Linked DNA regions of Homo sapiens: regions 2 and 3 are each linked to region 1. Evidence: read pairs that join two places in POLR2A ChIA-PET (ENCODE). Cell type or tissue: GM12878. All regions are shown on one strand. Links, peaks and the distances in the headings refer to the core of each region. The heading gives the core; the rest is flanking DNA. Region 1 overlaps RINL (Ras and Rab interactor like). Region 2 holds the start of LGALS14 (galectin 14). Region 3 has its middle 21 kb from the start of FBXO17.

Region 1 (8,224 bases), core at 3,104-8,103:
TTCTTCTTTTTTGTTGTTAAGCCTCCTCCGGCTCCAAGCAGAAATAGCTTCACGGTCTGCTGTGCTTCAGATTGAAAACTCAGACACCCTCAGGGACCAGTGGGGAAAGCCACCCCTTAGAGGAAAGTTTCTCATTTGCATTACGCAGTCCTGACCCTTTCCCTACCTTTCCCCGCCCCCAGCTTCAATCAGGTCTAACTGATATGTGAGAAACCAGACCTTTAAAGTGTACAATTGATGAGTTTTAACTTACATATACACCTGGGAAACCATCACCACAAATCAAGATAGTGACCACAAGGTAAAAACAGTATTCATCATCCCCAGGAAGTGTTTTTGTTTTTTTGTTTTTTGTTTTTTATTTTTTTTTTTGAGATAGTCTTGCTCTGCTATCCAGGCTGAAGTCCAGTGGTGTGATTATAGCTCACTGTGGCTTACTCCCAAGTAGCTGGGACTACAGGTTCCTGCCACCCCATGGCCATTTTATATATATATATATATAATATATATGTATATAAAATATATATATAGTTATATATATACACACTATATATACTATATATTATATATAATAGTTATATATACCATATATTATATATACTATATTATATATAGTATATCATATATAGCATATATTATATATACTATATTATATAGTATCTCATATATAGCATATAATATATACTATATTATATATAGCATATCATATATAGTATATATAATATATACTATATTATATATAGTGTATAATATATACTATATTATATATATATTATATATATAAATATAATTGGGTTTTTTTTTGTTTGTTTTTTTGGTAGAGATGGGGTCTTGCTACGTTACCTCGGCTGATCTCAAACTCCGGGCCTCAGGCAATCCTCCTGCCTCAGCCTCCCAAAATGCTGGGATTACAGTAGTGAGCTACCACACCCACAGAAGTTTTCTTTTCGTTTTTGAGACGGAATTTTGCTCTGTCGCCCAGGCTGGAGTGCAGTGGCATGATCTCAGCTCACTGCAGCCTCCACCTCCTGGGTTCAAGCAATTCTCCTGCCTCGGCCTCCCTAGTAGCTGGGATTACAGACATGCACCACCATGCCCAGCTAATTTTTTTTTTTTTTTTTTTTTGAGATGGAGTTTTGCTCTTGTTGCCCAGGCTGGAGTGCAATGGTGTGATCTCGGCTCACTGCAACCTCCATCTCCCAGGTTCAAGCGATTCTCCTGTCTCAGCCTCCTGAGTAGCTGGGATTACAGGCATGTGCCACCATGCTTGGCTAAATTTTTTTGTATTTTTAGTAGAGACGGGGTTTCTCCATGTTGATTAGGCTGGTCTTGAACTCCTGACTTCAGGTGATCTGCCTGCCTTGGTCTCCCAAAGTGCTGGGATTGCAGGCATGAGCCACCACACCCAGCCGCTAATTTTTATATTTTTAGTAGAGACAGGGTTTCAACATGTTGCCCAGGCTGGTCTTGAATTCCTGACCTCAAGTGATCCCCCTGCCTTGGCCTCCCAAAGTGCTGGGATGGGTGTGAACCACCACGCCTGCAGAAGTTTTCTTGAGCCTCCTTGTAAACCCTCTGTTTTTCACTGTCCCCCGCCCAGTGTTACAGACCACAAGTTCTTGGGATCTGAATGCAACTGAAATTGACTTGAGGCCAAAACAGTTTTCCCAGACAAGACTTCATTGGAGTTTATGCCTGGGTATGAGGGAGACAGCACAAGAGAAAGAGAGCAAATTTGCTGGCTGACTCTTGGAAAAGAGCCAGTAGGGCTTTTTTATTAGGCAAAGCTCTGGAATTGACATTAGCGGGAGGATATACAGGCTGAGCTGGGCAAAACATGTGAGGAGTAGAGCACTCATGAGGACACTTGTCTGGCTGCGATGGTTATCTTGAGTAATGGGCCACATGGTGTTCTGGCAGGTGCAACAAGGCTGTAAATCAATTGTTCAGCTTTCCTTCCGGAGCTGGGACACTCACACCCTCGGTTACTTCCTAAGGCCAGTTCCTGAAATTCTTTTTTTTTCTTTTGTTTGAGACAGAGTCTTGGTCTGTTGTGCCCAGGCTGGAGTGCGGTGGTGCTATCTTGGCTCACTGCAACCTCCTTCTCCCAGGTTCAAGTGATCCTCCTGACTCAACCTCCCGAGTAGCTGGGATTACAGGCGCCTGCTACCACGCCCAGCTAATTTTTATATTTTTAGTAGAGATGGGGTTTCACCATGTTGGCCACGCTAGTCTCGAACTCCTGACCTCAAGTGAGCCACCCGCCTCGGCCTCCCAAAGTGCTGGGATTACAGGCGTGAGCTACCGCGCCCGGTCTCGCTATTGATTCTTTTTGCTTCCACGGACAACTTTTTATTTCCTATCTTCCATCTGTGAGGGCGTTCAGGACTTTTGGGCCTTTGTGAGTAAACAGTCAACTCTGTGGAGCGGAGACCCTAGAGAATATGGCCAGAGAGAAATGTGAGCTGTACTCCATTGGCAGCTAGCAAAACTTTCCTTTCTTTGAGCTGTCTTTGCAGTGGTTCTAGATCTTGGGAGGACGGCTGTAGATGCCCTGCATCCTTGGTTAAGTCATAACCTTGGTTAAGGCTTATAGGTTTCACTTGGGAGAGTACCTGTGGTGAAGAAGTTCACAAGCCAGGAATACCAGCTGTTTGTCCCAACTAAAAGCTGGTAATACGGCTGGGCACTGTGGCTCTCACGCCTGTAATCCCAGCACTTTGGGAGGCCAAGGCGGGTGGATCACCTGAGGTCTGGAGTTCGAGACCAGCCTGACCAATATGGTGAAACTCTATGTCTACTAAAAATACAAAAATTAGCCGGACATGGTGGTGTCTGCCTGTAGTCCCAGCTACTTGGGAGGCTGAGACAAAAGAATTGTTTGAACCCAGGAGGCGGAGGTTGCAGTGAGCTGAGATTGCACCACTGCACTCCAGCCTGGGCAACAGACAGACACTCCATCTCAAAAATAAAATAAATAAATAAATAAATTTATTTATTTTAATAAGAAATTTAATCTGGTAATAAGAAATTTAAGAGTAGTTATTTTAAAGAGCTTTATAGTTAGAAGTCAGCTTAATCAAAAGCTAATATCCAAGTTTTTTTTTTTTTTTTTTTTTTTTTTTTTAAGACTGAGTCTTGCTTGTCACCCAGGCTGGAGCGCAGTAACACGATCTCGGCTCACTGCAACCTCTGCCTCCTGGGTTCAATGAAGCCATTCTCCTGCCTCAGCCTCCCCAGTAGCTGGGATTACAAGGGTGCACCACCACGCCCAGCTAATTTTTGTATTTTTAGTGGAGACGGGGTTTCACCATGTTGGCCAGGCTGGTTTCGAACTCCTGACCTCGCGATCTGCCCGCCTCGGCCTCCCAAAGTGCTAGGATTACAGGCGTGAGCCACCATGCCCGGCCCCAAGTTTTATATATATATATATATATATTTAAAAGGGCTTTCTGACTTTTCTCTTTGAATCTTTTTTCGTGGACTAGAACTTTTTTTTTCAAAAACAAAAAAACCCTGTGTGCTTGGTATGACCACTTCCTTTGTTCACTTCCTCCCTTTTTCTTTTTTTCTTCTTTCTTGAGGTGGGGTCTTGCTCTGTTGCCCAGGCTGGAGTGCAGTGGTGTGATCACAGCTCTGCAGCTTTGACCTCCTGGGCTCAAGCAATCATTCCACCTTCACCTCCCAAAGTGCTGGGATTACAGACATGAGCTTCTATGCCCGGCCCACTTCCTTTATTAAAAATTATTTTTCCATGATGTGAGTGAGAGCCCAAGGGGAGACTTCTAGCATGAAGCCCAGAGCTCCACAGCAAACAGGAGCTTGAGTTTGACCCTAAGCCCTCAACCAGCGATACCCCAAACAGCTGCCATTTGAGTTTCACGTCCCTTTTTTTTTTTTTTTTGCCACACATTCATGCATCACCTGCCCACTTCACTGCTTAATAATTTTCTTTAAATCAACCCACTCTTTTGTTTTTAATTCAACACATTTATTTAAACAGGAGATGTCATTTCACTCCAGGAAGTGGAAAACCAGTGTCAGTTGGCACACATAGACTCTAATAGTACAAATAAATCCAATGATTCAGCAACAACAGAGAAGTGCTAAAAGCATTGGGTGAAAGGTGTTGAGGAACAGGTTGGTCACCAGGTCTCAAGGTGACACCCACAGATGATGCAAGAATTCAAAGGCTCACGCCTATAATCCCAGCACTTTGGGAGGCCGAGGCGGGTGGATCACTTGAGGTCAGGAGTTCAAAACCAGCCTGGGCAACATGACGAAACCCCATTTCTACAAAACATACCGAAAATTAGCCGGGCATGGTGGTGGTGTGCACCTGTAGTCCTAGTACTACTAAGCTGAGGTGGGAGGATCGTGGGAGGTGGAGATTGCAGTAAGCCTAGATCACACCACTGCACTCCAGCCTGGGCGACAGAGTGAGACCCTGTCTCAAAAACAAACCGACAAACAACAAAAAATAAAACAAAAAACAAGGGGAGAAGATGACCATCTGCAAGCCAAGGAGAGAGCCCTCAGAAGGAAGTCTATTGTGCTGACACCTCGAACTGGAACTATTGTAACCGCCCAAGGGGTTCACGTTTCCTGCTGCCTAGACAGAGCCCATACATCAAAACAGGGGAATTGCAATAGAGAAAGAGTAATTCGCTGGGCGCAGTGGCTGACGCCTGTAATCCCACCACTTTGGGAGGCTGAGGTGGGCGGATCACGAGGTCAGGAAACCGAGACCATTCTGGCTAACACGGTGAAACCCTGTCTCTACTAAAAACACAAAAAATTAGCCGGGCGTGGCGGCACGTGCCTGCAGTCCCAGCTACTTGGGAAGCTGAGGCAGGAGAATGGCGTGAACCCGGGAGGCGGAGCTTCCAGTGATGCAATGAGCTGAGACCACGCCACTGCACTCCAGCCTGGGCAACACAGCAAGACTCCGCCTTAAAAAAAAAAAAAAAAAAGAGTGATTCACGCAGAGGAGCCAGAGCCCGCTGTGCGCTGTGCGGGAGACCGGAGTTGTATTATTACTCAAATCAGTCTCCCTGAGCATTCTAGGATCAGAGCTTTTAACAACAACGCGGTGGGTGGGGGGAAGCTAGTGAGCCAGGAGTGTTGATTGCTCAGGAATGAAATCATAGGGAGTCGAAGCTGTCTTCTTGAGCTGAGTCAGTTCCTGTATAGGGGGCCACAAGATCAGAAGAGCCAGTTTATTGATCTGGTGGTGCCCACTGATCCATCAAGCGCAGGGTCTGCACAATGTTCCAAGCACTGATCTTAGGAGCAGTTTAGGGAGGGTCAGAATCTTGTAGCCTCTGGCTGCATGACTCCTAAACCATAATTTCTAATCTTATGATTAATGTTAGTCCTACAAAGGCAATCTAGTTCCCAGACAAGAAGGAGGTCTGCTGTTGGGCGCGGCGGCTCACGCCTGTAATCCCAGCGCTTTGGGAGGCCGAGGTGGGCTGATCACAAAGTCAAGAGATCGAGACCATCCTGGCCAACATGGTGAAACTGTGTCTCTACTAAAAATACAAACATTAGCCAGGCGTGGTGGCACATACCTGTAGTCCCAGCAACTCAGGAGGCTGAGGCAGGAGAATTGCTTGAACCCGGGAGGCGGAGGTTGCAGTGAGCTGAGATTGTGCCACTGCACTCCAGCTTGGGCAACAGAGCCAGACTCTGTCTCACCAAAAAAAAAAAAAGAAAAAAAGAGGGAGTTCTGCTTTGGAAAGGGCTGTTTTCAACTTTGTTTAAACTATAAACTCTTTCTCTCAAAGTTAGTTCGGCCTACATCTAGGAATGAACAAGGACAGCTTGGAGATTAGAAGCAAGATGGAGTCAATTATGTTAGATCTCTTTCACTGTCTCAGTCATAATTTTGCAAACACAGTTTCACTGGGAGGAAATAAATTTCTGTTGTTTAAGCCACACAGTCTGTGATCTTTTTTTTTTCTTTTTTGAGACAGAGTCTCGCTCTGTCGCCCAGACTGGAGTGCAGTGGCACAATCTCAGCTCACTGCAACCTCCGCCTCCCAGGTTCAAGCGATTCTCCTGCCCCAGCCTCCTGAGTAGCTGGGATTATGGGCGCGCATCACCATGCCTCAGCCTCCCGAGTAGCTGGGATTACAGGCGCGTCACCATGCCCGGCTAATTTTTTTTTTTGTATTTTTAGTAGAGACGGGGTTTCACCATGTTGGCCAGGCTGGTCTCGAACTCCTGACCTCGTGACCCACCTGCCTCAGCCTCCCAAAGTGTTGGGATTACAAGCGTGAGCCACCGCACCCGGCCATCTGTGGTCTTTTTGATGGCAGCTCTAGCCGACTAGCCTATCTCCTTAGCTCAATGGTCAAAGTTAGCTTTACCAATCACGGCCCCTGATGGGATTCAGGTACCGAGAAGGACACAGCGTCCCTGCGGAGTATTCTTCCCCACAGCTGCAAGACCAGATTTTAATCATGAGGAAGCAGCAGACGAGGCCAGAAACTGGGACTGTCCACAGGACAACTGGCCAGGGCTCTTCGAACAGCCAGGGTCAGTCCAGCTGCTACACATGTGAGGTAAGAAAAAAAAAAGCCAACGTCAGGAGCCTCTCTGAACCTATTGTGGTTTGGAGGCTGTCCAGTTTATTTACAAATTGAAAAAAAGTTATATATATATAAATTATTATATTATTGTTTTATAATATTTATATTATTTTATAAATTAATATAATTATTATGATTATAAATTAAATATTTTAATTTATATATAAATTATTTTTTATTTTTGTAAATATATAAATCTATCTATATATAGATATATCTATACGTATAGACACAGATAGATACCTCATGTAGCTAGTGCATACTTGAAATGTGACTAGTCCAAACTGTGATGTGATTAAGTGTAAAATGCACAGTAAATTTCAAAGCTTTAGCATACACACACACAAACATACAAAGTTTTAAATATGTCAGTAACTTTTTAATATGGATACATGTTGAAGTGATAATATTTGGGATACATTGTGTTAAATCAAATATATTATTATTAACGTTAACTTCACTTGTTTCTTTTTATTTATTTATTTATTTTTGAGATGGTGTTTCACTCTTGTTGCCCAGGCTGGAGTGCAATGGCGCAATCTCCGCTCACCGCAATCTTCGCCTCCCGGGTTCAAGCCATTCTCCTGCCTTAGCCTCCGGAGTAGCTGGGATTACAGGCATGCGCCACCATGCCCGGCTAAGTTTGTATTTTTAGTAGAGACGGGTTTCTCCATGTTTGTCAGGCTGGTCTTGAACTCCCGACCTCAGGTGATCTGCCCACCTTGGCCTCCCAAAGTGCTGGGATTACAGGCATGAGCAACCGCACCCGGCCTCACTTGTTTCTTTTTAGTTTTTTAAATTGTAGTTACTATGAACAATGAAATACATAAATATATGGTTTGTTAGCATGTGATACATTCTTTGGGAAAAACGATCACAATTGGGCACGGTGGCTCACGCCTATAATCTCAGCACTTTGGGAGGCCGACGTGGGCAGATTGCTTGAGGTTAGGAGTTTGAGACCAGCCTGGGCAACAAAGAGAGACCTCATCTTTATAAAAAATTTTAAAAATTAGACAGGCACGGTGGTAGGTGCCTGTAGTCTCAGCTACTTGGTAGGCAGAGGCAGGGGGCTTGTTTGAGCCAGGAGGTTAAGGCTGCAGTGAGCCGAGATCATGCCACTACACTCCAGCCTGGGCAACAGACAGAGACGTTCTTTCAAAACAAAACAAAACCCCCTGTTCCTCAAGCAAGATGCCAGACGTACCTGGGTCAGTCCAGACTCCTGACCTATGTGGTTTAGGAGCAGCAAGGAGGAGGGAGGGGTCCCAGGAAAAGGGAACAGCCTACCTCTGGGCCTTTGCACTGGCTCATCCTGCTTCTCGGAATGCTCTTCCTAATACCCACTCTGCTCCTCCCTTCCCCTCCCCTCCTTCAGGCCTTTCTGCAGATGTCACCTCAGTGAGGCTTTCTCTGATACGCCTGTCTAAAACTGCAAAGCCTCCTGAGTAGCTGGTACCACAGGAGTACGCCACCACGCCCGGCTAATTTTTGTTTTTTTTTTTTTTTGGTAGATGGGGGTCCCACTGTTTTGCCCAGGCTGGTCTCAAACTCCTGGGCTCAAGCAATCCTCCCACCTTGGCCTCCCAAAATGTTGGGATTACAGGCATGAACGGAGGGGTGTGAAA
Region 2 (10,488 bases), core at 2,423-7,422, 840 kb after region 1:
TTTTCTGATGTATGTGGCAGAATCCTTAGATTTCTATTTGGAAACAAATGGTCATGGTTTAAGTCCAGAAAATATGTAGTTTATTGTTGGGATGGACAGAATTCATACACATGGACACAGTGAGCAGACCTTGCTTTGCTGCTGTTTCACTAGGCATTGCAGCACAGCAAACCTCCCAACACATGTTGGCTTAGAGCAATCATTTATTCTGACCTTTCTCAGTTAACTGGACTCATGTGAGAGGTAGGTCATGTGGTGAGAATCATGTTTTCCGAAGCATCTTTCAGGCTGGGATTCCAGAGGATGCTTCACTGATGCCTGACCCAACACTAGAGCTGGGTGAACATCTGGGGGCTGGCTGGTTATTTTATTCCCTACTTCACCTCCCCATTCATGCCTTGAATTTTCTCAAATCATGAGAGTCTCATGATTCTTAGACTTAATGAATGATAATTGGCTTCCACTAAAGAAAGCCTTCCAAAAGGCTCAGGAAGAAGGTGCAAGGCATCATAGGACCTAGCTTTGAAAGGCACACAGTATCAGTACTGTGACATTATATTGATCAAAGTGAGCTATACAGACAGCCCAAATCAAAGGGTGGGGATTCCATAAGCTGTGGTTATTTTGACCTGTTGTCATGAGGGAGCATTTTTGGCAACTATTCCCACTCATTCCTCAGTGGCTTAAATGCTTTCCACATTCCAAAAACACTATCCTGTAAGGAACCACTGAATGCAATATGATTACAGAAACAGGCTCAGATTGAAGTTTAGAGTCTTATCGTTTAATCAGGATCTGGTGTCCATGAGGTGACTACAAATTATCAGGTGCACTTTCTCTCAACATATGCATTAAATGAATACATTACCTCCCCTATACAAATCAAACATACAAGACTGAAACAGATATAGGAAAATGCAGTGGACACATCTATTTTAGAAGGGCAAAAAATAATAAACAGCACCCTGAAAGCAAGATGGTCACCAATAGCTCTACTGGAGCTACCCACGAAAATTCAGCCAGGGTTCTCACTCTTGTTACATCTGCTCAAACCAGCATGGCCTTATCCAAAAATACTGTCTTGATGTGTGCCGCTTGTGTTTCCATAAGTACTTAAAGGATATATTTTTCATTAAGTTGGACTAAGTGATCTTCCTTGAATTGATATGCAAGACTTACATCCAATGAAAGAAACTGTGCTAGCACATTAAACATGAATAGAGATTAAAACAAAGAAACAAATAAAAACAAACAAGAACAAAAAAGAAAATAGGCAGCAGTCACTCGTCCACATTATTGGACCCTATTTTCATCTTCTCTGAAAGTGGTTCCCTGTGACAATTGGCTCCACCATCTATTGTCAGTTTCTTGGAACTCCTACCAAGATGACACAATGACAGCCCTTTTCTCGATACAGGAGCTGTGGTCACCTGGTTCATAGAACAAAAAGAGAACCACTTAGAAGATAAACAGCAAATTACCTAAAAGCCAAACAATGCAGATTGAAGAGGGTCTCATCAAATAGCCTCTTTGTCAGCAGGGCCCATATCAGGTGGCATTTTGATCATCCTCATCCTGTCTTCCCATGTTTATTGCCGCAGCTTGTTCAACAGCAACCTTACTCATAGATATGCCTCTCTCCTTTCCCTCCTTTAACCTAACATCCAGTTACCTTGAGGTGTCAATGCACAGTAAATAATACATTCATGCCTCTCTTTTTTGTTTCTTTCCAGTATAAGCTGAAATTTTCTCCCCTCTCACTGGAAAGTCTCAGGTTCTTGTTAGGTATACTCACCTCCTTGTATCATCCCACTCACAGTTTTGGTCACTTCTCTATTTTGATGATGGAGCATAGGCCTCCTCACCAGCATGGAAGTCATTTTTGGGCAATTAGGCAATTCTTGCTCAGAGTGGATTAAGACTATCTTGGAACCCATAACCCATGAAGTTTTTTTTTTTTTTGAGATGGAGTTTCACTCTTGTTGCCCAGGCTAGAGTGCAGTGGTGTGATCTCGGGTCACTGCAACCTCCACCTTCCAGTTTCAAGCAATTCTCCTGCCTCAACCTCCCAAGTAGCTGGGATTAGAGGCATCTGTCACCATGTCCGCCTAATTTTTGTATTTTTAGTAGAGAAGGGGTTTCACCATGTTGGCCAGGTTAGTCTCGAATTACTGACCTCAGGTGATACACCCACCTCGGCTTCCCAAAGTGCCGGGATTACAGGCGTGAGCCACTGCGCCTGGCCAGAACCCATGAATTTCTGAGCAGAACATGAGTTTAATTTCATATCTATATGTCCCTGGATGATTCCAATTGTATTTGAATAACCTACAGGGTCCTACATGCTGCCTGTGCTAGACAAACACACAGTGACTGCCTTTTCTTAACTGATATTCACCAGCTCAGTTCAGTTCACATAGGCCATTTGTTACACTCATCTTTATACTACCTACTATCCTGTGCTCATGGTAGCCAGGAGTGATGTCTCAGATAAAAAGATAACACATAGAGACCAGGAAGCAATGTTCAACAAGCAAGTTTTGATTTGCCTCTGGGGACCTACTCAACATCTTTTTCATGCTCCTCAACCTAAATTCACTAAATACAGCATTCCCACTAAATATAGCATTGCTCAAAACACAGAAGGTTATTCTTGGACTCTAAAGCCTTGCCTTCTGAAAGGTCTGGAGGGCTTTTCAGTTTTTGCTGAAAGCCCCCAAAGAATAAATCTAGTCTTTGAAAATGTCCTTGATGCCTAAGTCCACCAAAGCTGTTTCCTCTGGGGTGCTGTCCGTGATGCTGAGCACTGGTGCTTCTAGGCCTGTATTTGCAAGTGAGGGGCTAATAAAACAGAATTAGGAGATAAATTTTTTGTTTTGTTTTGTATTTGATAAATTGCAGCTCAAAATATGCATGATATATGGAGCAGGAAATGAATTTGGATTTTCAAACCACAATTTCTGCAATGCCTTCTATCACCACTTTTATTCAGCATAGTATTTGAAGTACCAGCCAGAGAGTTCAGCAAGAGAAAGAAACAAATGGCATCCAAATAGAGAACAAGGTTAAACCATCCATGTTTAGAGATATGATTCTATATCTGGAAAACCTCACAGTTTCCACCCAAACGATCGTTAAGCTGGTAAACAACTTTCGCAAAGTTTCAGCATACAAAATCAATGTGCAAAAATCACTAGAATTCCTACATGCCAAAGACAACGAACCACAGGGCCAAATCAAGAATGCAATTCCATTCACAATTTCCATAAAAAGAATAGAATATCTAGGAATACAACTAACTGGGAGGTGAAAGATTGTTACAATGAGAATTACAAAACACTGCTTAAAAAAGTAGAGAAGACCCAAACAAATGGAAAAACATTCCATGCTCACAGATAGCAAGAATAACTATCATTAAAACAACCACATTGCCCAAAGAAATGTACAGATTCAATGGTATTCCTATTGAACTATCAATAACATTCTTCACAGAATTAGAACAATCTATTTTAAAATGAATATTTTAAATATTAATTGAACCGAGTGGGTTGAATAAAAGATATTCCAAAGCAAAAAGAACAAAGCTAGAAGCATCACATTACCCAACTTCAAGCTGCACTATAGGGCCAGAGTAACCTAACAGCATAGTACTTGCATAAAAACAGACACATAGACCAATGGAACAGAAAAGAGAGGCAAGAAGTAAGGTCCCACACCTACAGCAATCTGATCTTTGACAAAGTTGACCAAACAAGCAATGGAAATAATTTTTGGATAACTAGCTAGCCACGTGCAGATGATTGAACCTGAACCACTTTCTTGCGTTATATAGAAAAATCAACTGAAGATGGGTTAAAGACTTAAATGTAAAACCCAAAACTATAAAAACCCTGGAAGTCTACCTAGGCAGTACCATACCGAATGTAGAAATAGGCAAAAGATTCCTGACAAAGATGCCAAAAGCAATCACAAGAAAAGCAAAAATTGACAAATGGATCTATTTAAACTAAAGAGCTTCTGCACAGCAACAGAACCTATCAACAGAGTCAACTGACAACCTACAGAATAGGAGAAAATATTTGCAAATTATGTATCTGAAAATTGTCTAATATCTAGCTTCTATAAGGAACTTTAACAACTTTACAAGAAAAGAACAAACAACCCCATAAAAAAGTGGGCAAAGGGCTGGGTGCAGTGGCTCACGCTTGTAATTCCAGCACTTTGGGTGGCTAAGGTAGGTGGATTGCTTGAGTCCAGAAGTTCAAGACCAGCTTTGGCAACACGGCAAAACCCTATCTCTATGAAAAATAGAAAAATTAGCTGAGTCTTGTCTCAGGCACCTGTAATCTCAGGGACTCAGGAAGGTGAGCTGGGAGGATCGCCTGAGCCCAGGCAGAGGTTGCAGTGAGACGAGATTTCACCACTGCACTTCAGCCTGGGTGTCAGACCAGGCTGTCTCAAAAAAAGTAGACAAAGAACAGGAACAGATACTTCTTAAAAGAAGACATACATGTGGCCAACGAGCATATGAAAAGAAGCTCAACAGCCCTGAACGTTAGAAAAATGCAAATCAAAACCACCATGGGATACCATCTCTCACCAGTCAGAATGGCTAGTATTCAAAAGTCAAAAAATAACAGAAACTGGCAAGTTTGTGAAGAAAAGGGAACACTTACACATTTTTGGTGGCAGTGTAAATTAGTTTAATCATTGTGGAAAGAAATGTGATGGTTCCTCGAATGGCTAAAATAGAACTACCATTCAACCCAGCTATCCCATCACTGAGTATATACCCAGAAGAATATAAATCATTCTACCATAAAAACGTGCACATGAATGTTTATTACAACAGTATGCACAATAGCAAAAACATGGACTCAACCTAATAGCTCATAAAGGACAGACTGGATAGAGAAAATGTGGTACATATACACCATAGAATACTATGCAGCCTCAAAAAAGAATGAGATTATGACTTTTGCAGGAACATGGATGGAGTTGGAGGTCATTAACCTTAGTGAACCAATGTGGAAATGAAAAACAAAATACTGCATGTTCTCACTTAGAAGTGTGAGCTAAATGATGAGGCCCATGGATACCAAGAGGGAAACAACACACACTGAGACCTACTTAAGGGTGGAGGGTAAAAGGTGAGACAGGAGCAGAAAAAATAACTATTGGGTACTAGGCTTAGTACCTGGATGTGAAATAATCTTTACCGCAAACCCCATGACACGAGTTTCCCTGCATATGTACCCCTGAACATAAAATAAACGTTTAAAAAACAAAGAAAAAAACCAATGTCACCTTTCTTCTGGAATCTGCAGGAGAAACAGTGTCTCTGAAACTTTGATTCACATGGACATCAAGAGAAAGGAGAGAGTATTGCTAGAGTCCAGGTGTGGGACAGACAGATGAGAGCAGCCCTCACCTGGTAGAGCCAAAGGGCTTAGCATGGGGCAGGTTCATGCAAGGACGTTCTCTACCTCCCCCCCGGATCATCCTGAGGATCAAGGGCAGTGCTGTCCCAGAATCTTTAAAGGCAAAAAGAACAATTTAAAGGCAGAATGTATGATCTGTAGGTGTCTCTTTCCAATAAGTGTGGGGAAGAGGAATACAGACTACGGGGGTACTGGTCCCTTAGGTGAGGTCTGCACAGCTGGTATGCAGTACCAGCTACTCAGGATACTGAGCTGGGAGGATCACCTGAGCCCAGGAGCCAGAGGTTGCAGTGAGCCAAGATGGAGCCACACCACTCCAGCCTGAATGTCAGAGTGAGACCTGTCTTAAAACAACAACAAAAGGCGAGAAAAGACAAGAACAGAGAACAGATACTTTTCTTTTCTTTTCTTTTCTTTTTTTTTTGAGATGAAGTCTCACTCTGTCCCCCAGGCTGGAATGCAGTGGCATGATCTTGGCTCACTGCAAGCTCTCCCTCCCGCATTCATGCCATTCTCCTGCCTCAGCCTCCTGAGTAGCTGGGACTATAGGCGCCCGCCACCGGCCCGGCTAATATTTTGTATTTTTAGTAGAGACAGGGGACGCTTCTCAAAAGTACACATACAGGTGGCCAACAAGTATATAATAAAAGCTCAATATCACTGAACATTAGAGAAATGCAAATCAAAACTACAATGAGATACCATCTCACACCAGTCAGAATGGCTCTTCTTAAAAAGTCAAAAAAGGACAGATGCTGGCAAGGGTGTGGAGAAAAAGGAGCACTTACAGATTATTGGCGGTGGTGTAAATTAGCTCACCCATTGTGGAAAGCAGTGTGGTGATTCCTCAAAGAGCTTATAACAGAACTACCATTAAACCCCGCAATCCCATTACTGGGAATGGTGTATACACTACTGTATACACAGAAGAATAGAAATTATTCTGCCTTAAAGACATATGCATATGAATGTTCATTGCAACACTGTGCACAATAGCAAAGACACAGAATGAACCCAAATGCCATCAAGGACAGATTGGATACAGATAATGTGATACATATACACAATGGAATACTATGAAGCCCTAAAAAAGAATGAGTTCATGTCTTTTGCAGGAACATGGATGGAGCTGGAGGCCATTATTTTTAGCAAACTAATGCAGGAACAGAAAACCAAATACTGCATGTTCTCACTTATAATTGTGAACTAAATGATGAGACTCATGGACACCAATAGGGGAACAACACACACAGAAGCCTACTTGAGGTTGGAGGGTGAAAGGTGAGATAGGAGCAGAGAAAATAACTATTGGGTACTACGCTTAGTACCCAGGTGAAGAAATCATATGTACCACAAACCTCATGACATGACTTTATCTGCATATGTACCCCTGAACCTATAATAAAAGTAAAAAAAAAGAAAAAAGAAAAAAAATCTCATCTTTCTCCCAGAATCTGCAGGAGAAACAATATCTCTGAAACTTTGTTTTACATGGACTCCAAGACAAAGCAGAGAATGCAGCTAGAGCCCAGGTATGTGACAGACAGATGAGAGTGACCCTCACCTGGCAGATCCAAGGGGCCTAGTGTGAGGCAGGTTCATGCAAGAACTATCTCTACTTCTCTTCCCAGATCCTCCTGAGGATCAAGGTCAAAAGGATCTGACCCTTAAAGGCCCTCCCAGAACCTTTAAAGGCAAAGAGAAGAATTACCTTCTAGGTCTAACGTCTTTTTCCAAAATTCCCAATTTTTTATTTTTAGTCATTGTACAAATTGAGGAAATGTACACCTTCTGGCTAGATTCTGCATACTGGAGAAAAAGCTTGAGAGGCACAAAGGCTGGGCTTTACAATCCCTACCCCTCACTCCATCATCCTTATCTATGCATTTCCCTGGTAACCCAATCCACAGCCTGGTACCTCCCCCACTGTCATTTCTGCTGCATTACAGACACAGACCTGCAAACATCTATGGTTGTGACAGAGTTTCTTTCTGACACCTGAGTCTTTCTCCTGCTGCACGGAAAGCTTGCTGGGAGGGGCTTGGAATCTGGCATGAAGCCAAAGGGCATCTCTGAGTTGCAGCATTTAAATGATCCCACTCAGAGATTCACACAGAAGACTGGACACAATTCCGAAGAGCTGCCCAGAAGGAGAGAACAATGTCATCACTACCCGTGAGTTGAAAAGTCACAGCCTTCAATAATCTCAAGTCACATAAACCAAGAAAGAAACAGGGGAGGTTTTCTGAGTTGAAAATATGAGCATTCCTACTGTGAATGCATTACCGAGAGTTGTGGGTGTGTAGAAGAGAAACCCTGAGGCTGTGGTATCTGAGATGATTGTGGGTGTAGGCTGTGGACCCTGGACCAGTGTAACCCTCTGTGAGGGTGTGGTGGTGTCTGATGAGAGTGAACTCTGCTGAGATTAAGTGACTTTAGGTGGGAGGTGGATGACCCACCAGGACCGGCAAGTGTGTGAGTGAGTGTAAGGGGGTGAGTGTGCTTTGTCTTCCTGTCTGTGATGTGAGTGTGTGTGGGCACAGCCAGACCAGTGCATGGTCATCTTTATGTGCACAGTGAGCAGGTGTGTGTAACTCAGTGAGTGGCATGGCTCTGTGTGACTATGGGTGTGTGTGCTGGGATGTGACTGGGTATTGAAGGGAAAACATGCACGTGGCCTTCTGTGCATGTGAAGGTTCCTCCCCACACAGCAGCACCTCTGATGAAGCACCTGTGTGTCTTTTCATGTGTGGCAATGTGGATCCCAAGTGGCTTAACTGGTGGGGATCTTGGGGATTGTGAGTTACCAAGGACTCGTTTCAGATCACTTATGAGAGCGAAATATATCATCAGTAGATATCTCTTCCCAGTAAGAGTGAGGAAAAGGAACGCAGATTATGGGAGAGATGGTTCCTCAGGTGGGGACTGCACAGAGTGATCACTGGCTTTTGCCTCCCAGGCTCAGCTTCCCTGTCGCTAGCCCAGCCTGTTCTTCCCATTGTGGAACAGGCGAGTGTGAAGATACTGATTTGCCAGGGAAGAATATTAGAGGCCGTGGTTAAAGAGACGGAATCAAACAAAATATCCACTGTAAGCTCTGTCTGAACTGAGACTAAACTTGTTCCTCCACTCATGAAAGAACAAGCTGTCTGAATTCAGACAGTGCTTACTGTGGACATTACTCAACAAAGCAGCTGGGTTCACTGGTTCATGACTATAATCCCACCAATTTGGGAGGCAAAGATGGGAGGGTAACTTGAGGCCAGAAATTTGAGACCGGTCTAGGCATCATAGTGATATGCTTTCTTTAAAAATCTTTAAATATCTGACTGGCAGAGTGGCAGACACCTTTCACCCCAGCTACACAAGAGGGGGCAGATGTGTGAGGATCACTGCAGTCCAGGAGTTCGATGTTTCAGTGAGCTGTGATTGCACCACTGCATATCAGCCTGGGTGACAGAGCAAGACCCTATCTCAAAAATACAGAAAAATCATCAACCACTTGCAGTCGTCGTAGAAATCAATCATTCCCTCCAGTTATGTCCCTGACCCACAGGCTTCATTTGTGCAAGTACTGGGGCTGTGCTGTCAGTAATGTGTGCCGCTTCTGGGAAGGACGTCCATTGCCCTTGATGATTGTGGTGCGTGTACATCCCACACACAGGGGTTTCCTGTTCTTTCGTCATTTCCCTTTCTCTTTCAACAAGTGTTGTTTCTCACTGGAGTGAATTTTTAAATTCTTTCACCCTCAAGTCTTGTTTTCATTTTCTGAGTTGAAAATAAGGCAGGTCAGTGTTTCAGGAGGACTCCCCTGTTCTGTTAGGTCACCCCTAATTGACCCTATACATGCCAGGGATTAGGGTAAAAGTTTTACCTATATTAACTCCTCTATTACTGAGAACACCCTACAAAGTAGGAATTCCTGATAGTCCTCCTTGTCCTGGGGAAACTGAGGCAGGGAGAGGTTAAGTAATAGATCTAAGATTGCACTGCTAGTATAAGGCAAAATGAGGACTGGAATCCAGGCATCCGGGCTCTTGAACAATTGCTCTTACCTATGGATCCACCATATCTTCAGGAATATGGGGCCCTGACTGTGGTAGGGTGAAAGGGGAGAGGCCTCAGAGTCTGACCTTTGATCTCTAACCTCCTGCACCATGGGAATCTGTTACATAGGGGAGGTTACACCTTACCCTTTAGCTCTCACTCACTCTCCATACCCTGGCAGGTACCATACACACTGCCTGTTTCCTTGCCTGTTGGTTCGTGCGTGATAATCACAGGGACACCGATCCTCACTTTTGTGTGAGTACTCCATGGTCCAATGGAGGGGGTGGAGGAGAGAAGGGAGAATATTTGCTAAGGGTTTAACCTTATGTGTGAGTGATGTGGAAAACTCTAGTTGGCATAATGAAGGCCTCATGCAAGTGCAGGCCCTGGAGACCTTCCAGCAACAGACATGAGACCTGTAGAAACTGCATGCAGGCCAGCCACGGAACCTAGGGGAGGAGAACACTCAGTGGGTTTGGGTTGTGGCTCTTTATTAAAGGGCATAGAATTTTCAGGAAATGAACAAGTCATAGGCCCATGTCACTGACTGGCGCTCAGTTTTTGTCTGGGGATGAGGAACACAGCATCTCCCTGCCTGGGGGCATGAGGAGCTAAAGCGTCCCCACAGGGACCAGGACTGCAGTATCATCGGGGAGACTTTTTGCCCTGGGTAAAGGGGGGAAGGGATTTGTGTGTGTGGCGAGTGTGTGTCTGCACAATGGGGGGACCTGCCCAACATGCTGTGTGCTTTGACCTCAGCAAGGACCCACAGCTGGAGGTGAATTTCTACACTGGGATGGATGAGGACTCAGATATTGCTTTCCAATTCCGACTGCACTTTGGTCATCCTGCAATCATGAACAGTTGTGTGTTTGGCATATGGAGATATGAGGAGAAATGCTACTATTTACCCTTTGAAGATGGCAAACCATTTGAGCTGTGCATCTATGTGCGTCACAAGGAATACAAGGTGAGTACTTCAGGATCTTCCAGCGCT
Region 3 (10,488 bases), core at 3,090-8,089, 130 kb after region 1:
CACTGTGGCAATGACATGTTGGGGAGAAGGGACCCTCGCAGGCTCCCAGACCTGCTTTGTGACTTACTGAGTGAGTGCCCGACCCCTGCCTCACCAGCCCTGGGCTTCAGAGCCTGAGAATGAAACCCGCCCTTCTTCCACCTCCTCTCCTGCCCATCTCCTTCCCTCCTTCCTCTTCCCAGCTGGTGCCACGAGGAGCTGGCGGACCTCCAAGAGAATTGGCCAAGAATGCAGCCTCTGGACAGTGACCTGGGTGAGAATCATCACAGTGGCTCACCCCGGACCCAGGAATTTCACTTAGTCCTTGTCATCATCCACCAATGCGGGACAGCTCGGCCCAGATTGTTCATGGCTCAAGACCCCCACCCCACCCCATTCTGCTTGGTTGGGCTGTGTTGTTTATTTTATTTAATGAATTAATTTATTTATTTGAAACAGAATCTTGCTCTGTTGCCCAGGCTGGAGTGCAATGGCACGATCTCAGTTCACTGCAACCTCTGTCTCCCGGGTTCAACTGATTCTCCTTGCCATGGTCCCCTAAGTAGCTAGGATTACAGGTGCCTGCCACCACACCCGGCTACTTTTCATGTTTTTAGTAGAGACAGGGTTTCATTGTGTTGGCTGGGCAGGTCTTGAACTCCTGACCTCAGCTGATCTGCCTGTCTCAGCCTCCCAAAGTGCTGGGATTACAGGCATGAGCCACCATGCCCGGCCGCACTGTGCTGTTTTTAAGCCTCTTGAATATCATCACCTCTCTTTGTTTACAGATGGGGAAACAGTTTACAGACGGGGAAACAGGCTCAGAGGGAAAAAATACCTTTTCAGGGTTTTCCAGGCAAAGAGTGGCAGAGCAGAGACCAACCTCCGCCTGGCCAAAGCCCTTCTCTGCTTCCTGTCCATTTGTGGGTGATCTGGTGGTTTCTCCTTTTCTTTCTTTCTCTCTCTCTCTCTTTCCTTTCTGACAGAGTCTTGCTTTGTCGCCCAGGCTGGAGTGCAATGGTGTCATCTCGGCTCACTGCAACCTCTACCTCACGGGTTCAAGCGATTCTCCCACCTCAGCCTCCCAGGTAGCTGGGACTACAGGCGTGTACCACCACACCTTGCTTTTTTTTTTTTTTTTTTTTTTGTATTTTTAGTAGAGACGGGGTTTCACCATGTTGGCCAGGCTGGTTTCGCACTCCTGACCTCAAGTGATCTGCCCACCTTGGCCTCCCAAAGTGCTGGGATTATAGGCATGAGCCACTGCTCCCGGCCAGATCTGGTGGGGTTTTTTTGAGACACAGCCAGATCTTCACAGTGCCAGGTGGGGTGATGTGCAGGACTGCAGCTGTGTCTGGATTCTGGACAAGGCTCCAAATGATCACCACCATATCTTGGCTGTTCAGTTAGGTGGGTCTGGGCTAGAGATGAGAAAGGAGGGGTGAGGGAGGAGGAGAGGAATCTGAGCCTCAGATCTGAGGCTGCAGGCCTCTCTGCATCATCTCCTCTTCCACATGGTACCCACTTTTGGGAAAGGCATCCGGATGTGTGCATTGAACAGTATACAAGGGCCTGTGGTCCTGGGACAATATTTTAACACAGGCTTTATTATTATTTGGGTATAGTAAAACCAAGAGATCCTGAGATGACAGTTATTAGGAAGGTTGTTGTACTTACAAATTCCAAGAGGAGGGGACATGCCATACTATGGAGACCACACAGGGACTCACCAGGGTAGGTCAGGAGGCAGAGGGAACACAGGGAGCTCTGGGCAAGAGGCTTTATTGTGGGCAAGATGGGGACACACAGTAAAAGCTTACTTCTCATTCCTGTTATTGCCCAGGCTGCCTGGGCAGATGCTCTACTCCACGCAGTCATTTAGGGATCCAGGCTATTTCCATCTAGTGGCCCCACCATCCTCCCAGGCCTCATAATATTCCACTGGATCAGTCCAGCAGGTGAGAGGGATGAGGGCATGGAGAGTTATGGGGGAGATATTTGTGGGTCAGCCCCAGAAACGTAACACGTCACTCCTGCCCACATTCTCTACTGAACTGCAGAGGAGGCTTGGAAGTGTAGTCAGGCTCTGTGTGCCCAGAAGGAAAACAAGACAGGGCTTGATGAACACAGATCCCAGTCTCTGCATTGAGAGCATTTCCCAGAAGCCACCGTAAGGGCTTCTCCTTTTGAGTCACGGATCAGAGCTGAGTCACATGCACACTGGCAAGAGGAACCAGGATCACCCTGATATCTAAACCATCAGGATTTCCTTCCAGACTTGGGAATGGGAGGAGATGCCAACAAACTCAAGGCTGTATTAGACAGGAAGTGGGGATGGCTAATGGATAGGTGACAGACAGTTTCAGCCCCTTCTTCTCACAGCTCCCTGCCATTTCTCCTCACCACTCCACAATCCCCATCCTTTTTTTTTTTTGAGACGGATTTTTGCTCTTGTCACCCAGACTGGAGTGCAATGGCGTGATCTCAGCTCACTGCAACCTCTGTCTCCCGGGTTCAAGCGATTCTCTTGCCTCAGCCTCCTGAGTAGCTGGGACTATAGGCACATGCCATCACGCCTGGCTAATTTTTGTATTTTTAGTAGAGACATGGCAGCAGGCAAGAGAGAAATGAGAACCAAGTGAAAGGGGTCCCCCGTTATAAAATCATCAGATCTTGGCCAGGCGCGATGGCTCATGCCTGTATTCCCAGCACTTTGGGAGACTGAAGCAGGCAGATCACCTGAGGTTGGGAGTTCGAGACCAGCCTGGCCAACATGGAGAAACCCCGTCTCTACTAAAAATACAAAAATTAGCTAAGTGTGGTGGTGCACGCCTGTAGTCCCAGCTACTTGGGAGGCTGAGGCAGGAGAATCACTTGAATCTGGGAGGCAGAGGTTGCAGTGAGCTGAGATCACACCATTGTACTCCAGCCTGGGCAACAAAGCCAGCTCAAGAAAAAAAAAATCAGATCTTGTGAGACTTATTTACTACCATGAGAACAGTATGGGTGAATCCGCCTCCATGATTCAATTATCCCCCCCAAGTCCTTCCTATAACACGTGAGAATTATAGGAGCTACAATTCAAGATGAGATTTGGGTGGGGACACAGCCTAATAATATCACCCCCTCCCTCACTAACCTCCATTAGTTCTTCTTCCCTGAGGGTTGAACAGAAACCAGCCTTTTGTGTTTTGTTTTTTATTTGTTAGTTTGTTTTTGAGACAGTCTCGCTCTGTTGCCAGGCTGGAGGGCAGTGGCATGATATCAGCTCACTGCAACCTCCGCCTCCTGGGTTCAAGCGATTCTCCTGCCTCAGCCTCCCGAGTAGCTGGGACTACAGGTGCGTACGACCATGCCCAGCTAATTTTTGTATTTTTAGTAGAGACGGGGTTTCACCATGTTGGTCAGGATGGTCTCGATCTCTTGACCTCAAATGATCCGTTCACCTCTGCCTCCCAAAGTGCTGGGATTATAGGCATGAGCCACCATGCCCAGCCAAACCAGCCTTTTTGAAAGGCTCATTCCACTGTTGATATCAACCAATTGCCCGATGCTACCTGTTTTGTGATTTTGACACAACTGACCAGCATTCCTTCGTGATAAGATACTATCAGTCACAGAGTGGTTCTGGCCAGTCTACAGAGTTTGCACACTGAGGGCCCTCATGACCTCGGCTTCGCCTTTTGTTTTTGTTTGTTTGTTTTTTGAGAGAGTCTTACTCTGTCTCCCAGGCTGGGGTGCAGTGCAGTGGTGGGATCTCGGCTCACTGCAATCTCCGCCTTCCAGGTTCAAGCGATTCTCCTTCTTCAGCCTCCCCAGTAGCTGGGATTACAGACACCTGCCACCATGCCTGGCTAATTTTTGTATTTTTAGTAAAGACGGGGTTTCGTCATATTGGCCAGGCTGGTCTTGAACTCCTGACCTCAAGTGATCTGCCTGACTTAGCCTCCCAAAGTGCTGGAATTACAGGTGTGAGCCACTGCACCCAACCCTCTGCTTCACCTTTTGATGTATAGGGCCTAATTGTAATGTGTTTAAATGTTAAATTGTAATACATTTAAATATTCACCCCAGATGAACATGGGATGCATGTGCATATGTTGGCCTACTATGCATGCACACGTTTCCCCTTTGTGAATATTCATAGCTCCTCCTGTAACCTGTTGAATATATATATTTGGCCACCCCATTCAGCATAAACCCCTGTCTTCATCTTCCCACCTTCAAAGTGCCTGTTTTTGGCTTCTGGCCAGAGGCTACACTTCTGAGCTTGTCAGAATAGACCACCTGCAGGCTGCAACCCCTTATGAGAAATAAAGCTCTCCTTTCCAAGTGTATGAACCTCATCATTCTTCAGCTGACACAGCTAAATTTCAGGGAACACTACAACTAAAGGGAAGAAGGGAAGAAAGGCTGTGGGGATGCTGCTTAGTTTCTACCATGACATGATGGCAGGCACAGTGCTAAGCTTGCTCATGTATCTTTTTTTTTGAGACAGAGTCTCACTCTGTCACCCAGGCTGGATTGCAGTGGCACAATCTCAGCTCACTGCAACCTCCACCTCTCAGGTTCAAGCAATTCTCATGCCTCAGCCTCTTGAGTAGCTGGGACTACAGGCACCCGTCACCACACCTGGCTAATTTTTTGTATTTTAAGTAGAGGCAGGGTTTTGCCATGTTGCCCAGGCTGGTCTCGAACTCCTGAGCTCAGGCAATCTGCCCGCCTTGGCCTCCCAAAGTGCTAGGATTACAGGCATGAACCACTGCACCTGGCTGCTCATGTATCGTTTAATTGAACCTCCCGCAATCCTATGAGGATGCTGGATCAGGGAAAAGGACTTTGGTTACAAGCAGCAGGAAGTCCAGTTAACATTGGGGCCTGCTAATACAAGGGTACTTATTGTTTATTTAACAAGCACTCTTGAGATAAGCTATCTTGGGATCTTGGGGTTGGTCTAGCAGCTCAGTTATGTCTTCAGGGAGCCAGCCTGCTTCTCTTCCTTTCCATCACCCTCAGCATGTTGGTGTTTGTCTTAGAGGTTGGCAGCCTCAGCGGCTGGGACCATAACTTCACACACAAAGGCAGGAAGACATAGGAAGGGAAGGGCGCCCAGCACACTTCCCCTGATGCCTTCTTGAGCAGAACTGGGTCAAAGGGCTACCTTTAGCTGCAAAGGAGGCTGTGAAAGCAAACATCCAGCAAAGGGGAACAAGCTAGCCACATCTGGTGTATTCTTTTTTTTTTTTTTTTTTTTGAGATGGAGTCTCGCTCTATTGCCCAGGTTGGAGTGCAATGGCACGATCTCATCTCACTGCAAACTCCGCCTCCTGGGTTCAAGCAATTCTTTTGCCTCAGCCTCTCAAGTAGCTGGGATTACAGATACCCACCACCATGCCCAGCTAATTTTTTGTATTTTTAGTAGAGACAGGATTTTGCCATGTTGGCCAGGCTGGTCTTGAACTCCTGACTTCAGGTGATCTACCCGCCTCGGCCTCCCAAAGTGCTGGGATTACAGGCGTGAGCCACTGTGCCCAGCTACGTCTGGTGTATTCTAATTCATCATCCACGGCTGGGCACATGGCTGCACCAAAAAAAAAAAAAAAAGAAAAAAATAGCTAGGTTCTGTTAGCCAGGAAGTGGGGGATGGCCTGCAAGTAACAGAATCTGCCACAGTAGGAACAAGGTGACATCTACAATGTTTAATAATGGCATGGTATGGCGGTGGCCATCATTGCTGACATAGGCTGGGGCACCTGATTAGGGTCTCAGACACTCCCTTGTGTGCCCCTTTGATTATGGAGAGACAAGGAAACTCCAAAGAAGGAGCAAAAGAAAGGAGGGCACTTGGCAGTGAACACTCAACAAGCAGTGTAGAAGATTTTAACATTTACTGCAATCCCAGCACTTTGGGAGGCTGAGGCGGGAGGATCACTTGAGGTCAGGAGTTCGAGACCAGCCTGGTCAACATGGGGAAACCTCATCTTTACTAAAAAAAAAATACAAAAATTAGCTGGGCATGGTGGCACGCACCTATAATCCTTACTACTTGGAAGGCTGAGGTGGGAGAATTGGTTGAATCCGGGAGGTGGAGGTTGTAGTGAGCTGAGATCGTGCTGCTGCACTCCAGCCTGGGCAACAGAGCGAGACTCCGTCTCAAAACAAAACAAAACAAAATTAACATTTAAATGACCTGTTCGGCTGATAGAGAGTTCCCACTCCAGACCCCCATGAAGGCAATCAAGAGCCCTCTGGTTGCTCTGTGGCCCCCTAGGAATGTTCATAAAGGCAGAACATCACTGTCTCAGTCTGTTTGTGCTGCTGTGACAACATATCTATGACTGGGTAATTTACAAAAAACAGAAATTTATTTTCTCACTGTTCTGGAGGCTGGGAAGTGCAAAATCAAGGTGCCAGAAGATTCAGTTTCTGGTGAAGATCACTCTCAGCTTCCAAGATAACAGCTCATTTTTTTTTTTTTTTTTTTTTTTTGAGATAGGATCTTGCTCTGTCACCCAGGCTGGAGTGCAGTGGTGCAATCATGGTTCACTGCAGCCTTGAACTCCTGGGCTCAAGAGATCCTCCCCTGGCCAGGCACGGTGGCTCACACCTGTGATTCTAGAACTTTGGGAGGCCAAGGCAGGCAGATTGCCTGAGCTCAGGAGTTCGAGATCAGGCTGGGCAACATGGTGAAACCTCGTCTCTACTAAAAATACAAAAATTAGCCAGGTATGGTGGTGCATGCCTGTAATCCCAGCTTACTCTGGAGGCTGGGGCAGGAGAATTGCTTGAACCCAGGAGACAGAGGTTGCAGGGAGCTGATATTGCACCACTGTACTCCAGCCTGGGTGACAGAGCGAGACTCTGTCTCCAAAAAAAAAGGTCCTCCCATCTCAGCCACCTGAGTAGCTAGGACTACAGGTGCATGCCACTGGGCCCGACTAGTTTTTTAATATTTTGTAGAGACGGGGGTCTCACTATGTTGTCCAGGATGGTCTCAAACTCCTGGACTCTAGTGATCCTCCCGCCTCAGCCTCCCAAAGTGCTGGGACTACAGGTGTGAACCACCATGCCCAGCCAATAAAAACCACAAGAATCTAATAGTCATCCCCTGGGCCAGACCTTGTTCTAAGCACATTGCACATATTAATATGCAGCTTGTGCAGGTATATACGGTTATATTATATGGGTAGGTAGAATATATAATATATATAGAATAATAAGTAGATACTTTATTGGCACTATTATGTAGAGGAGAAAGGTCTTAGAAATTAAGCAGTTTGTAGCCACGCGCAGTGGCTCACGCCTGTAATCCCAACACTTTGGGAGGCCGAGGAGGGCGGATCACTAGAGGTCAGGAGATCGAGACCAGCCTGGCCAACATAGTGAAACGCTATCTCTACTAAAAATACAAAAATTAGCCAGGCGTGGTGGCTGGCGCCGTAATCCCAGCTACTCGGGAGGCTGAGGCAGGAGAATCACTTGAACCCAGGAGACAGAGTTTGCAGTGAGCCGAGATTGCACCACTGCTCTCTAGCCTGGGCGACAGGGCAAGACTCCGACTCAAAACAAAACAAAAAAAATAAGTGGTTTGCCTAAAGCAGTGGTTTTCAGTTGGGAATGATTTTTCCCCCTGGGGATATTTGGCAGTATCTGGACACATTTTTTGGCTCTCACAACTGAGAAGCAGGGGTGCTATTGGCATCTAGTGAGATGAGGCCAGAAATGCTGCTAGACATTTTCCAATTCCCAGGGTGGGCCCTTCCAGCCAGAATTATCCAGCCCCAAATGTCACCAGTACCAAGAATGAGAAACTCTGCCCTACAGACATTGCTGCCCATGGCCCCTGGAGGAAGGTAGATAATGTTCACAGCAACATGGGTGAGAAATAGTCCCCAAACTGGGGGCACTAGCACACTAAGGACACAATGACACATAGATTGTAGTCCACTCCCATATTGGACAAAATTGATGAACAGTAGTTATCTTCATCAAAATGGATGAATCTCATATTAATGTTGAATGAAAGATGCAGGTCACAGAAGAATCCAGGTGGTATGCTTTCATTTGTATCATTTATATCATTTATATCAAACACAGGCCAGGCACGGTGGCTCATGCCTGTCATCCCAGCACTTGGGGCGGCCAAGGTGTGTGGATCACTTGAGGTCAGGGGTTTGAGACCAGGCGTGGTGAAACCCCATCTCTACTAAAAATACAAAAATTAGCAGGACGTGGTGGCGGACACCTGTAGTTCCAGCTACTCGGAAGGCTGAGGCAGGAGAATCGCTTAAATCCAGCAGACAGAGGTTACAGTGAGCCAAGATCACGCCACTGCACTCCAGCTTGGGCAACAGAGTGAGATTCCATCTCAAAAAGAAACAACAACAACAACAAAAAAACTACACACACGCACACACACTCACACACACGATAGATGGCCAAACACTAAAAAAAAAGCCTGCAAGAGATTATTACAAAAAATTAGGATATTGCCAAGCATAGTGGCTTTCACCTGTAATCTTAGTGACTTGGGAGGCTGAGGTGGGAGGCCAGAAGTTTGAGACCAGCCTGGGAAACATAGTGAGACCCCATTTCTGCAGACAAAAAATAAAAAGTTAGTTAGGCATGGTGGTCCACACTTGTAGTCCCAGCTACTTGGGATGTTGAGGTGAGAGGATCGCTTGAGCCCAGGAGTTTGAGGCTGCGGTGAGCCATGATTGCATCACTGCACTCCAGCCTGGAAAACAGAGTGAGGCCTCCCACTCTAAAAAAACAAATCAGGCCAGGCGTGGTGGTTCAAGCCTATAATTCCAGCACTTTGGGAGGTCGAGGTGGCCAGATCACTTGAGGTCAGGAGTTCGAGACCAGCCTGGCCAACATGATGAGACTCCATCTCTACTAAAAATACAAAGAATTAGCCGGGCATGGTGGCACATGCCTGTAATCTCAGCTACTCGAGAGGCTGAGGCAGGAGAATCATTTGAACCCAGGAGGTGGAGGTTGCCGTGGGCCAACCTTGAGTGGAGGTTACACCACTGCACTCCATCCTGGGTGACAGGGTGAGACTCCATCTCAAAAAAAAAAAAAAAAAATATATATATATATAATTATATATTTTATATATTATTATATATATTATATATTATATATTTAAAAATATATATTATATATTTAAAATATATATTATACATATTATATATTTATATATATTATATATTATATATATATAAATAAATAAAAATTAAAAAACAAATGAGAGGCTGGGCATGGTGGCTCACGCCTGTAATCCCAGCACTTTGAGAGGCCAAGGCAGGAGGAGCACTTGACCCCAGCAGTTTGAGACCAGCCTGGGCAACACAGTAAGACCCCGTCTCTATAACAGCAAAAACAACAACAAAAATTAGCCAGGTGTGCTGGCTCACACTTGTAGTCCCAGCTACTTGCGAGGCTGAGGTGGGAGGATCCCTTGAGCCCAGGAGACGGAGCCTGCAGTGAGCTGAGATCACAGCACTGCACTCCAGCCTGGGTGACAGAGCAAGACCCTGTCTCAAAAAAAAGATCAGATTATTGATGATCTCTGAGTATGATGGAAGGGAAAGGAAAGCAGGCTTCTAAAGCACTGGTAATATTCCATTTCAGAACTTAGTTGGTGGACAGAAAAGTATTTTATTGTTGTTTAAAAATAAATACACAAGCACACACACTTTTTTACTTATGTAGGGTTTCCTGGGAAACAGATTCTGAGGTGGAGATTTGCAGGCAGATGGTTTTGGAGGAGTGCTCTGTGGGGGGAAACTTCTAAGGGAGAGAGGAGCGCAAGGTGGGCAGAGGGAGACGTGGAAGTGTGATGTGCTTGCCACCAGAGCCTCAGCCAGGATGGCAGAGAATGCGGAGCTGGGGTGGCCTGTCCGAGGGATCCCCGGCTGAGGCATGGAGCCAGGCCTTTGTACTTCCTTATGAACCAGATATAGAATGTGGGCTGCCCCTGGGGATTGGGGATAACCTTGGGCCAGATGGCTTTCTTCAGCTGAAGTCCCAGAGAGAGGTGCAGCTGTAAGCCATCAGCTACCAACACCCCAGGCTGCTGGCAGAAAGAATGCCTCAGTCCTAAAGAGGGGGTGTGGGTGGCATATTACAGCATCCAGCACGCCTTTGTACCTACGATGTATTTGACAACAAAAATTTAGAAAGAGGCCGGGTGCAGTGGCTCACGTCTGTAATCCCAGCACTTTGGGAAGCTGAGGCAGGTGGATCACTTAAGGTCAGGAGTTCAAAACCAGCCTGGCCAACATGGTGAAACCCCGTCTCTACTAAAATACAAAAATTAGCCAGGTGTGGTGGTGGGCGCCTGTAGTCCCAGCTACTTGGGAGGCTGATACAGGAGTATCACTTGAACCCAGGAGGCGGAGGTTGCAATGAGCCAAGATCTTGCCCCTGGACTCCAGCCTGGGTGACAGAGAGAGACTCCATCTCAAAAAAGAAAAAATAAATTTAGAAAGAAAATATATT

The links. ChIA-PET counts read pairs that join two places held together with the same protein. Peaks named below come from ENCODE experiments on the same cell type or tissue, not always from the same donor. Only the 100,000 strongest peaks of a DNase experiment are listed, where the experiment ranks them.
Region 2: POLR2A ChIA-PET joins it to region 1 with 8 read pairs; 1 of 35 experiments calls an interaction of 5 or more read pairs at or near these places.
Region 3: POLR2A ChIA-PET joins it to region 1 with 6 read pairs; 2 of 35 experiments call an interaction of 5 or more read pairs at or near these places.

Annotation. Positions count from the first base shown.
Region 1 is chr19:38,860,877-38,869,100 of GRCh38, forward strand. It overlaps RINL (Ras and Rab interactor like), which reads right to left. Exons shown (of 12, transcript NM_001195833.2): 12 at 6,954-8,224. Among named protein-coding and RNA genes, the nearest start is that of RINL, 13 kb to the right of the region's middle. RefSeq lists enhancers at 3,973-4,267, 4,827-5,402. In GM12878, for the core only: no CTCF peak of the experiment used is centred there; no DNase peak of the experiment used is centred there; H3K4me3 peaks cover 396 bases; H3K27ac peaks cover 1,915 bases.
Region 2 is chr19:39,696,928-39,707,415 of GRCh38, forward strand. LGALS14 (galectin 14) reads left to right here and starts at 7,554. Exons shown (of 4, transcript NM_020129.3): 1 at 7,554-7,616; 2 at 9,670-9,746; 3 at 10,251-10,461. The coding sequence starts at 7,602. It also overlaps the pseudogene RPS29P27. RefSeq lists enhancers at 7,461-7,590, 7,611-7,700. In GM12878, for the core only: no CTCF peak of the experiment used is centred there; a DNase peak (open chromatin) is centred at 4,534; H3K4me3 peaks cover 1,343 bases; H3K27ac peaks cover 3,845 bases.
Region 3 is chr19:38,991,268-39,001,755 of GRCh38, forward strand. No RefSeq gene overlaps it. Among named protein-coding and RNA genes, the nearest start is that of FBXO17, 21 kb to the left of the region's middle. RefSeq lists an enhancer at 5,257-5,316. In GM12878, for the core only: no CTCF peak of the experiment used is centred there; no DNase peak of the experiment used is centred there.